2 separate regions of the Homo sapiens genome follow, and region 1 is linked to region 2. A link is a contact called in ENCODE Hi-C or POLR2A ChIA-PET data. All regions are on one chromosome and are shown on one strand. The core of a region is the stretch at or near the end of the contact, and the rest is flanking DNA. Distances in the headings are between cores, read along the strand shown. Region 1 holds the start of SNHG3 (small nucleolar RNA host gene 3). Region 2 holds the start of HMGN2 (high mobility group nucleosomal binding domain 2).

Region 1 (4,959 bases), core at 2,005-4,504, 2.0 Mb after region 2:
ATTGCTTGAACCCGGGAGGCAGAGGTTGCAGTGAGCCAAGATCACAACACTGCACTCCAGCCTGGGTGACAAGAGTGAGACTCCATCCAAAAATAAATGAATAAAATAAAATAAATGAATGCTGTGTTTTACCGGGTGTGGTGGCTCATGCCTGTGATCCCAGCACTTTCGGAGGCCAAGATTGGCAGATCGCTTCAGGCCAGGAGTTCAAGACCAGCCCGGGCAGTATAGTGAGAGGCCATCTCTACCAAAAATTTAAAAAATTAGCTGAGCATGGTGGTGCATGCCTCTAGTTCCCGTTACTCAGAAGAGGCTGAGGTGAGAGAATCGTTTCAGCCCTGGTGGTCCAGGCTGCAGTAGTCCTGATCACACCACTGCATTCCAACCTCAACAACAGAGCGAGATCTTGTCTCAAAATAAAATAAATGCTGGGGTTTCATGTCTTCCCATCACTCTCCTCATTCTTCCAAGACGACTTTAGCCACCATGCTAATTCTTACAACTTCTAAATATTTTATCACCAACTCAGATTTCTTACAGGAAGCCCAACCCCATATATCTAATTGCTCTTTGGACTTATATACAACCAGATGTTACTCAGGTAACTCGTATATACTCCAATGTGGACATTACTCCTCCCCCACTGCCTGCATTTCCACTTATCAAGGTTAGAGACCATAGTATGTTCAGCCTCCTAAGCCTGAAACTCTGGTATCCTCAAGTTCTTCTCTTACCTTGCAATTCCAGTGGGACGACAAACCCTACATCAGAAATGTCTTTTTTTTTTTTTTTTTTTTTTTTTTTTGAGATAGGTTCTTGCTCTGTTGCCCAGGCTGGAGTGCAGTGGCATGATCACGACTCACTGCAGCCTCCATCTCCTGGGCTCAGGTGATCCTCACACCTCATAAGTAGCTAGGATTACAGGAATGTGCCACTACACTCAGCTAACATTTTTTTTAAAATTTTGTAGGCCGGGGTCGGGCGCAGTGGCTCAAGCCTGTAATCCCAGCACTTTGGGAGGCCGAGGCAGGTGGATCATGAGGTCAGGGGTTCAAGACCAGCCTGACCAACATGCTGAAAACCCGTCTCTACTAAAAATACAAAAATTAGCTGGGCATGGTGGCGGGCGCCTGTAATCCCAGCTACTCAGGAGGCTGAGGCAGGAGAATTGCTTGAACCTGAGAGGCGGAGGTTGCAGTGAGCCGAGATCGCACCACTACACTCCAGCCTGGGGGACAGAGTGAGACTTCATCTAAAAAAAAAAAAAAATTTGTAGGCCGGGCACGGTGGCTCATGCCTGTAATCCCAGCACTTTGGGAGGTCAAGGCGGGCAGATCACGTGGTCAGGAGTTCAAGACCACCCTGGCCAATATGGTGAAACCCCGTCTCTACTGAAAATACAAAAATTGGTGGGGCATGGTGACACTTGCTTGCAGTCCCAGCTACTCGGGAGGCTGAGGCAGGAGAATTGCTTGAACCCAGGAGGCAGAGAATGCAGTGAGCCAAGATCGAGCCACTGCACTCCAGCCTGGGCAACAGAGCAAGACTCCATCTCAAAAAAAAAAAAAAAAAGAATTGCTGCGATAGTAAATAATGTACGTAATAAAGCATTCAGAACAAAATCTAATATGTAGGAGGAACACCATAAACGTTACTACTCAAGATAGCCCAGCTGTGATAGCTCTGTCTCTCTAGCCAACGTTTTTCCACCTTACACCACACTAAAAATTCCATCATATTTGCAACATTTCTTATGTATATATATCGTAAGCATTCTTTACTTGCCTACTTCATATTCAGAGGGTTTTGTGTGTGGTAAAATATACATAAAACTTGCCATTTTTAACTAGTTTAAAATGTATAGGGGGCCAGGTGTGGTGGCTCAGGCCTGTAATCCCAGTACTTTGGGAGGCCAAGGCGGGCATCACTTGAGGTGAGGAGTTCGAGAGCAGCCTGGCCAACATGGTGAAACCCGGTCTCTACTAAAAATACAAAAATTAGCCGGGCATGGTGGCATGCCTATAGTCCCAGCTACTCGGGAGGCTGAGGCAGGAGAACTGGTTGAACCTGGGAGGTGGAGGTTGCAGTGAGCCGAGATCACACCACTTCCTTCCAGCCTGGGCGACAGAGCGAGACTCCGTCTCAAAAAAAAAAAAAAAAAAAAAGTCCAGGTGCGCTGGCTCATGCCTGTAATCTCAGCACTTTGGAGGCCGAGGCGGGTGGATTGCTTGAGGTCAGGAGTTCGAGACCAGCCTGGCCAAGATGGTGAAACCCCGTCTTGCTAAAAATACAAAAATTAGCCAGGCACGGTGGCGGGCGCCTGTAATCCCAGCTACTGGGGAGGCCGAGGCAGGAGAATCGCTTGAACCCGGGAGGCCGGGGTTGCAGTGAGCCGAGACCGCGCCATTCCACTCTAGCCTGGGTGACAGAGCAAAACTCCATCTCGAAAAAAAAAGAAAGAGTATAGGGCAGTGCTTTTAATTACATTCATTCACACTGTTGTGCAATGGAGTTTTTTATTTTTTATTTTTATTTATTTTTATCCGGGCCAGGCCTGGAGTTTTTAAACTTTTATCTGATTCGTCTAGGGGCACTTTCATCTTATTTACCTTCACATTTATCAAATTATTTCTTTCACAGGTGACAGAGCAGATTCAATTCCTTTTGATACTCCGTATTTCTCTATATGTATTTTTTTCATTCTGCATTCTTATTATTCCAACGTTTTACTTATTTATTTGGAGAGAGAGTTTCGCTCTGTCGACCAGGATGGAGTGCATCGGCGCGATCTCGGCTCACTGCAACCACCGCCTCCCAGGTTCAAACGATTCTCATGCTTCAGCCTCCCGAGTAGCTGGGACTGGAGGTGCGCGGCACCATGCCTGGCTTATGTTCTGTATTTTTTGTAGAGACGGGGTTTCGCCATGATGCCCAGGCCGGTCTCGAACTCCTGGCCTCAAGCGATCCGCCCCTCACGGCCTTCAGAGCTGCTGTAATCACAGGCGTGAGCCACCGCGTTCGACTCTTCCAAAAACTTTTTGGCCAGTTTATCTAAGGGCATATCCTACAGACTGAGTCCAGTGATTGCACAGAAGTAAACGTCCTCTGCAGCTACATACCTACAAACCTATTTCTGTAACGTACATTCCCCAGCAAGGTCCCGCGGGAAGGATCCACTACCGCGAGAGGCCTCCCAGCCAGGAAGGGGTGGGGCTCAATCTGCAGTAGATTCCCAGAAGCCTCAGTGAGTTTCTGATTCTCTAACTGCGCATGCTTCTGCGCACGCGCAATAGACATTCCAGGACTTCCGGGCACTTCGTAAGGTTTAAAAAGGATGCTTCGCGTTTTCTCTCTCCTTTTTGGAGACAGATTCGCAGTGGTCGCTTCTTCTCCTTGGTAAGTGTGATCCTTGGTAAGTGTGATCAGATGCTTGCCACCGGAGTTGTGGGTCTAATGCTATAGATCAGTAGCCGAGCTTCCCTAGGAAGATCATATAGTATTTTATTTATTTACTTTTTTTTTTTTTTTGAGACGGAGTCGGTTTGTCACTCAGGCTGGACTGCAGTGCTCGTTGCAACCTCCGCCTGCCGGGTTCAAGCGATTCTCGTGCCTCAGCCTCTCCAGCAGCTGGGATTACAGGCACGTGCCACCACGCCCGGCCAATTTTTGTATTCTTAGTGGAGACGGGGTTTCGCTATGTTGGTCAGGCTGGTTTTGAACTCCTGATTTCCGGTGATCCACCACCCTCGGCCTTCCAAAGTGCTGGGATTACAGGCGTGAGCCACCGCGCCTGGCCGGAAATCATGTAATTTAAAACTATATATGGGTGTCTTAGGCGGCATCGGTCCCAACTCTAAAGTACGCGTTAGACGGGCCTGGGCCAGAAGTGGGCCATGGAGACCTCGGGACCCGCAGGGCTGCCGCCCGACCCAGCGAGCCTCTGAAGGTGCACCGCCACCCCCACTGTTTATCTTACTGCCTCATAGTAGGCACATTGTCGTTCTCAATATAATTGCACACAGTTTTATTCTGGATCCTCATTTGCCTTTAAGAATTTTCTCAATTTTTCTTTTTATTTGATCGCACCACTGCAACCTCCGCCTGCTGGGCTCAAGCAATTCTCCTGCCGCAGCCTCCCGAGTAGCTGGGACTACAGGCGTGTACCACCGCGCCTGGCTTATTTTTGTATTTTTAGTAGAGACGGGATTTCACCATGTTGGCCAGGCTGGTCTCCAACGCCTGACCTTGTGGTCCGCCACGCCAGGCCGAAGATTTTCATAATTTGGAAGCATTGCGTTTCGTAATTATGCTTTCTCGTATTTTTGTGATTTGGGTCATTTTTATTTTTATATTTTTAGGATTACAGGCGTGAGCCATCGTGCCTGGCCGATTTGGGGGTAATTAACAAGTCCACGTGTTTCATTTGAATTTAGGATAGCTGGGCCTAATTGTTGTCTTTGCTTCTGCGGTACCTTCCACATAGTACTAACCGCCTATTGTAAAGTAATTAGAATAGCTGAATATGCATGTTACCAGTCTAGAAACCGATTTTTTTTTAACACCCCACTGTGGACAGGGTGGAAACTCGTTTGCTTTCTTGTTTAAGATCTGTAGTAACATGAATGGATGAAATTGTTTCCTATTGGATTCTGTAAATTTATGCGTTACACTGATTGTCCAACGTGGATACACCCGGGAGGTCACTCTCCCCGGGCTCTGTCCAAGTGGCGTAGGGGAGCATAGGGCTCTGCCCCATGATGTACAAGTCCCTTTCCACAACGTTGGAAATAAAGCTGGGCCTCGTGTCTGCGCCTGCATATTCCTACAGCTTCCCAGAGTCCTGTCGACAATTACTGGGGAGACAAACCATGCAGGAAACAGCCTTCTAGAGCACTGAATCTGGATTGAAGTCTTTTTTTTTTTTTTTTTTTTTGGAGATGGAGTCGCTCTGTTGCCCAG
Region 2 (5,395 bases), core at 1,254-3,753:
CTGTAACACAACAGGACTGAGCAGAACCAAACACTTCTTCCAACTGACTCTGCTCCCTGCCCTCACCATCTCAAACTCTGATTCCCACTCCACTCTTCGAGGTTTCTCTCAGCTTTTTGACCTGGCTCCCTAAGTAGGCCCTAGATGATTTATTCTTGGCATGGCAAAGCTTGTTCTAGGTCCTCTGCTTGTGAGGGTCAAAGCTGTGTCCTTTCCCTTACCTCCCTCTGCCAGGACTTGCTGCAGAGCTGCTGAGAGGATTAGTGCCTTTGAAGAGCTGTCTGCCTGAGCAACTCTATTTCAGGTGCCCCACACCGGCAAGTACCAGCCAGCAACACCAACCAAATGCTACTCTCTTTAAAGTCCATTTTCCTTCTTCTTTTTTTTTTTTTTTTTGGAGACAGCATCTCACCCTGTCCTGGCTGGTCTCGAACTCCTGACCTCAGGTGATCCGCCGGCCTCACCCTCCCAAAGTGCTGGGATTACAGGCATGAGCCACCATGCCAGACTTCCCATTTTACTTTCTGCAAGCTGTTTCCCTAGCAGCTCCCTCTAGGGGAGAGGTGAAATCTTGCAAGTTGTAGCAAGAGCACACAGGAAACCCCTAACTTTCCTATACCCCACCCGCCTCTTCCCCTTTCTGTCCCGGGATACCTGGCGGCAAGAGACTTCTTGGCTATTGTCCATGCTCCCAGAATCAAGCATAAATGCCAGACACGGCGATTGAGAAGCCAATCAGTGAACCCTTTGGCAAAGCCCCCATCCACACCTGGCACTCCCCTCTACCAATCCCTGGCACAGGGTTCCTGGAGAGCAGGTGCTGTACATTTTACAGCTTTACAATGGGGCTGTTGACAGCCATAATTAGGGAGGCATGAATTATGCGGCTATAATGCAGAGCCCTACAATTAAGGCGGGAATGAGGGGCTGGAGGCAGCAAACGGAATCTGCCCTATGAGCGTGGCTGTTGAGTCCTGTCTCCTGGGTCTGACTTTCCGTAATATGATTGGGGTACAGTAGAGGTGATTAATGGGGCTGGCATCTCTCTTTGGCCTGAGGTTCTGTATTCTGGGAAAGGTACACAGGGTGGAGTAGGGAGAAGCTGCCCCAGGAGGCGATGTAGTGGTGGAAAGAAGAGGCAGAGAGGTCGTCGTCGTCGCCCAGCAGCAAGGGCTGCAAAATAGTAGAACTCGTGGTTGCTTTGGACAGGTGTGATTTGTGCAAGCCAGGTTCAACCCTTGCCTCAAGAAATCAGATGGGACCAATTTAGTGTCCTTCCACCTGTGAGCCAAGCCCCCATTTGAGGACATCTATCGTATTCTTGTGTGCTGGGTCTCAAATAGAATTTTTAAAGATTCTTAGATGTAAAACTTGTTTGCTAACTGCAACGGAAGAACACCTTCTTTTGCTGCTGCAATTGCCTACCCTCCCTCAGGTGCACTTGGCTAGCTCCAAGACCCTGGCTTTGGACTAGGGGGCACCGGAAGAGCCCTTTTGCCATCACACCACCTGTTCCTCTACTTGTTTCCTAATCCCCGGGCGCTTTCCTCCACCCTCCTTTCCTCGCGCAAGTGAAAGGCAGCCAGCTTGACAGTGTGGAAGGAGGGATTTCGCCAGCTGCGGCTGCAGTGCCCAGGCTTGGTGGCCGCGTCGGGTTGGGCAGCTGGGCAAAATGTCTCCGAGAGGGGTAGAGTGTAGGGGGAAGTGAGTGCTGGTAGACCTCGACGGCCGCTCTCCACCATACTGTGGCGGGGTCTGGAGGTTTGGGAATACAGGGACCTTAAGGGAGCCACCCGAGAGGAGTTGGGGGTGGGGGCTTCGATAGCATTTGGGGAGGCGGCTGCGCAACGGGTGCTGAAAGGACAGCTCCTACCTGACCCACGGCACCCAAAAGGCACCTCTGCATGGAAAGTCTCCCCCTGAAACCCCTAGCCCACCTCGAGTGGGACCGTCTTTCAGGTGAGGTGCACGAAAGGCTTCTCCGAAGTGGCAGCTCGGAAGGATGCACGTCCGGCTGCGCCAAGCTGGTTTCCCCGCCTTTTTCCCACTTTGGCGTCAGCCTGGGCTCTGGGAACTGCAGCCTGTGCCTCCAGCCGCGCGCTTCCTCCTGCTTCCAGAGGAGCAGGGCAGTGCAGCCAGGCCTCGCAAACCCCTCTTCTGGGGCCCCCAGCGGGAGCAGGAAGGAAAGCCGCTGAGATGCGCCGTGAGTGTCGCACGGCTTGGAGAAGTGGGTTGCTGGGTTGCATAAGGTGGAAGGAACTTGCTAGTTTGCAAAAGACAGCTCTTGGCGGGAGCCGGAACCCGGAGCCCGCCGACTCGCGCACCCCTCCTCATTTACTGCCTTCGACGCGCGCCACCCCGACTGCGCCCCCACCCCCTCGGCGCGCCGCCGTCTCCGCGCACTACCCCCCCCACACACCCCCCTCCTCACTCCCTCCAGAGGAGGTGAGTTTAAACCCCGCCCACGTGACCCCAGCTGGGCCAATGAACGGCGGCGGGAGGTGAAATCCGGTTCTAACCGGTCCGGGGCTCCCAGCGCTATAAAAACTTTATAAACCCCCCGGAGCCCGAGCAGTGTGAAGAAGAGGCGAGAACGACCCCCGGACCGACCAAAGCCCGCGCGCCGCTGCATCCCGCGTCCAGCACCTACGTCCCGCTGCCGTCGCCGCCGCCACCATGCCCAAGAGAAAGGTACGTGGCGCGAGGGCCCCAGGCGCCGGGCCACCACTGCCGCCACCGCCGCCGCCGCCTCCCTGGTGCAGGGAGCGAGAATCGGCGCCGAGCAGGAGCCAGCGCAGCCTCCCCGCGCGGGGGCTGGAGACGGTGTCGGGCAGCTCGGGGCTAACCCTGAGCGGCTCGGCTGCCCGCGGGCGCCAGAGGCCATATTGGAGGAGCGGCGGCCGCGGCGGGAGGAGCCATGTTGGCGGCTGTTTATCCCGCTCTCCTCGGGCTCGCCGCCCCCGCCCCGTGCCCCCTCCCCCATCGCGAGGGCCCCTTCCCTCCCCTCCCTGCGGGCGGGCAATTCAAACCCGAAAGGGCGGGAAGGCGGCGCTCGGGGTTGGCGGGCGGGGGAAAGCGCTGCCGCCAAAAAACCGCCGCCGTGAGGGGCGGGGCTTGTGCGGTATGGCCCCGCCCCCTCGCCCACGTTCCCCGCGCACGAGACGCGCGCTGTCGCCGCCCACGAGTTCCCCGGGCTGCGCGCGCCTCCCTCTCCCGCCCTCGACGGCTGCCATAGCAACGGCGCTGGGCTCCGCCTCCGGAGGGGGTTTGTTTGCGCCATCTGCAGCTGTTGCTCCTGCCTGTCGCGGTGGTGCGGGCTCCGCTGCCCTCCCCGGCTGCGCTCCGGTCCAGCCCTCGCTTCTCGGGGTCGGCGAGCCGGAGCTCCTGCGCGCGCTTCGTTCTTATACGAACGTCGGGCTCACTCATTTATGTCCTAGAAAAGTTGTGTGGACGACTGCTTTAATTTTCATTTTTAGCACTCTAAAGTTTGGGAAGTAATTAAGAACCACCTCAAAATCTGCAGTTTTTTGTTCTTGTTTCTTATAGGCTGAAGGGGATGCTAAGGGAGATAAAGCAAAGGTGAAGGACGAAGTAAGTCATTCTCTCTTCAAGGGTCAAAGCCTTGGACTAGCAGAGGCCACTGGACTCGGTGATTAACCGTAACCTGTGTCCTGAATTTACACTCCTATAATCTAGAGCAAATTGATACCAAACTTTCAAAGCGACTTACCTGTCCTATTTCTAACTTTCTCGTTGTCTTTAATAGCCACAGAGAAGATCCGCGAGGTTGTCTGCTGTAAGTGTATGCTTTTGAATTTTCGTGCTTGTCCCTGAAACTAAAAAACATCAAAAAACAATTCCCTTTGCTTCCATGAATTATGGTTAGTGCCTGGTTTTGAATCATTGCCTCTACTTGGGACTCTTGCCCCTTTGGGTTTTGCTGGTTCTGAAATTCTGATGCCTGTAGCCAAAGTGGGACATTTGAGTGGGCTTCTGGAAATCCAACATTCTAGAAGAAAGCCAACCACAAAAACTTTTGAGGAGGAGGAGAAACTTCTCTACCCTTGGTACTTTTGGTTGGTTGTGGGTGGTTTTCTTCAGTCCATTGTACTGATGTTCACTTTTTCCTCTCTTCCTGCCAAAAAAAGAAACCTGCTCCTCCAAAGCCAGAGCCCAAGCCTAAAAAGGCCCCTGCAAAGGTAAGTGCTAACATTGGAACTGATCATTTTCACAGAATGAGGACTGTCCTTAGTGCCTTAACTTAATTAGCATAATGGTGCCTCCATTAATGGAGGTTATAAACTGTGTGGATAGCTTACCTCGTCCGTGTCATTCATAACGTTGGTTTCCTGATCAAGAATTCTGTTGTTAGTTTATAGGAAAATCTGCATTTAAATATTAAATACCCCAGGGTTTAAACTAATTTATTCTTCTGTTACTTAGGAAATTCTAAGTACTAAAGATTATAGCAAATTACAGATAATTTAGCCTAGTTTTGATCAGTTGTTCTTGTCAAATGGGTGAGGGTTTGTGTTTTATCTTGAGTAAACAATCCTACCTTGTGCAGAACTTTGCAGACCATACCTTGGTAATACGAAATGGGGAGAAACAGTTCTATTTTTTCCCCTTTTTCAGAAGGGAGAGAAGGTACCCAAAGGGAAAAAGGGAAAAGCTGATGCTGGCAAGGAGGGGAATAACCCTGCAGAAAATGGAGATGCCAAAACAGACCAGGTATAACTGCTGTTTCACCCTTTGTTAGATTTGTTCATTCAGTTAGTTGCTGATATCAAAAATTTAATTGCCCTTTTCTTGTATCACTCCAAATGTACCATTTGGTCCAGTGTGCTTGTGGCTTTCCTGTTAACTTAAATCCTGGATTCTTGAAATCTCTACTGTCAGCTGAAGGGCATTGTGTTTTATACTACATGAAGTTTTCAAGCTAGGAGTAACCTCAGGTCTCTTATTCTGGTGTTCTTCCTACCTCAATTTTACAGTGAGGCCCAGAGGAGAGGTGACTTAGCAAAGTTACCTAGTAAGTCATTCTCAGAAGAAATACTGAGTCTCAGTACCTGAAACCTGAACTTTGGCCTGGGAGCAAAGTGATGCTGTAGGTGGAATGTGAACACAGATAGTTTTGAAATCTACGCATTGCATTAATTTGTCTGTTTTCTTTTAGGCACAGAAAGCTGAAGGTGCTGGAGATGCCAAGTGAAGTGTGTGCATTTTTGATAACTGTGTACTTCTGGTGACTGTACAGTTTGAAATACTATTTTTTATCAAGTTTTATAAAAATGCAGAATTTTGTTTTACTTTTTTTTTTTTTTTAAAAGCTATGTTGTTAGCACACAGAACACTTCATTGTTGTTTTTGGGGGAAGGGGCATATGTCACTAATA

The links. Hi-C counts contacts between places; a loop is a spot of excess contacts on that map. ChIA-PET counts read pairs that join two places held with the same protein, here RNA polymerase II (POLR2A). Pooled maps may share reads with other maps.
Region 1: a loop to region 2 is called in a pooled map, with 7 times the contacts of the local background. The contact joins the promoter of SNHG3 here to the promoter of HMGN2 in region 2. A Hi-C loop is called at or near these places in 5 of 50 pooled maps. POLR2A ChIA-PET finds 5 or more read pairs at or near these places in 2 of 52 experiments (Caco-2 and activated T-cell).

What each region holds. Positions count from the first base shown.
Region 1 is chr1:28,502,689-28,507,647 of GRCh38, forward strand. SNHG3 (small nucleolar RNA host gene 3) reads left to right here and starts at 3,255. Exons shown (of 4, transcript NR_036473.1): 1 at 3,255-3,396; 2 at 3,532-3,639. RCC1 (regulator of chromosome condensation 1) reads left to right here and starts at 3,355. Exons shown (of 13, transcript NM_001381865.2): 1 at 3,355-3,396. SNORA73A (small nucleolar RNA, H/ACA box 73A) reads left to right here and starts at 4,677; the gene lies at 4,677-4,883. RefSeq lists enhancers at 4,169-4,463, 4,655-4,959.
Region 2 is chr1:26,469,937-26,475,331 of GRCh38, forward strand. It overlaps HMGN2 (high mobility group nucleosomal binding domain 2), which reads left to right and starts at 2,504. Exons shown (of 6, transcript NM_005517.4): 1 at 2,504-2,691; 2 at 3,547-3,591; 3 at 3,767-3,796; 4 at 4,149-4,199; 5 at 4,636-4,731; 6 at 5,177-5,395. The coding sequence starts at 2,677. The coding sequence ends at 5,212. It overlaps DHDDS (dehydrodolichyl diphosphate synthase subunit), which reads left to right. Exons shown (of 9, transcript NM_205861.3): 9 at 1-1,370. RefSeq lists enhancers at 1,111-1,819, 1,820-2,529 and silencers at 1,899-2,314, 2,199-2,468, 2,729-3,018, 3,059-3,228.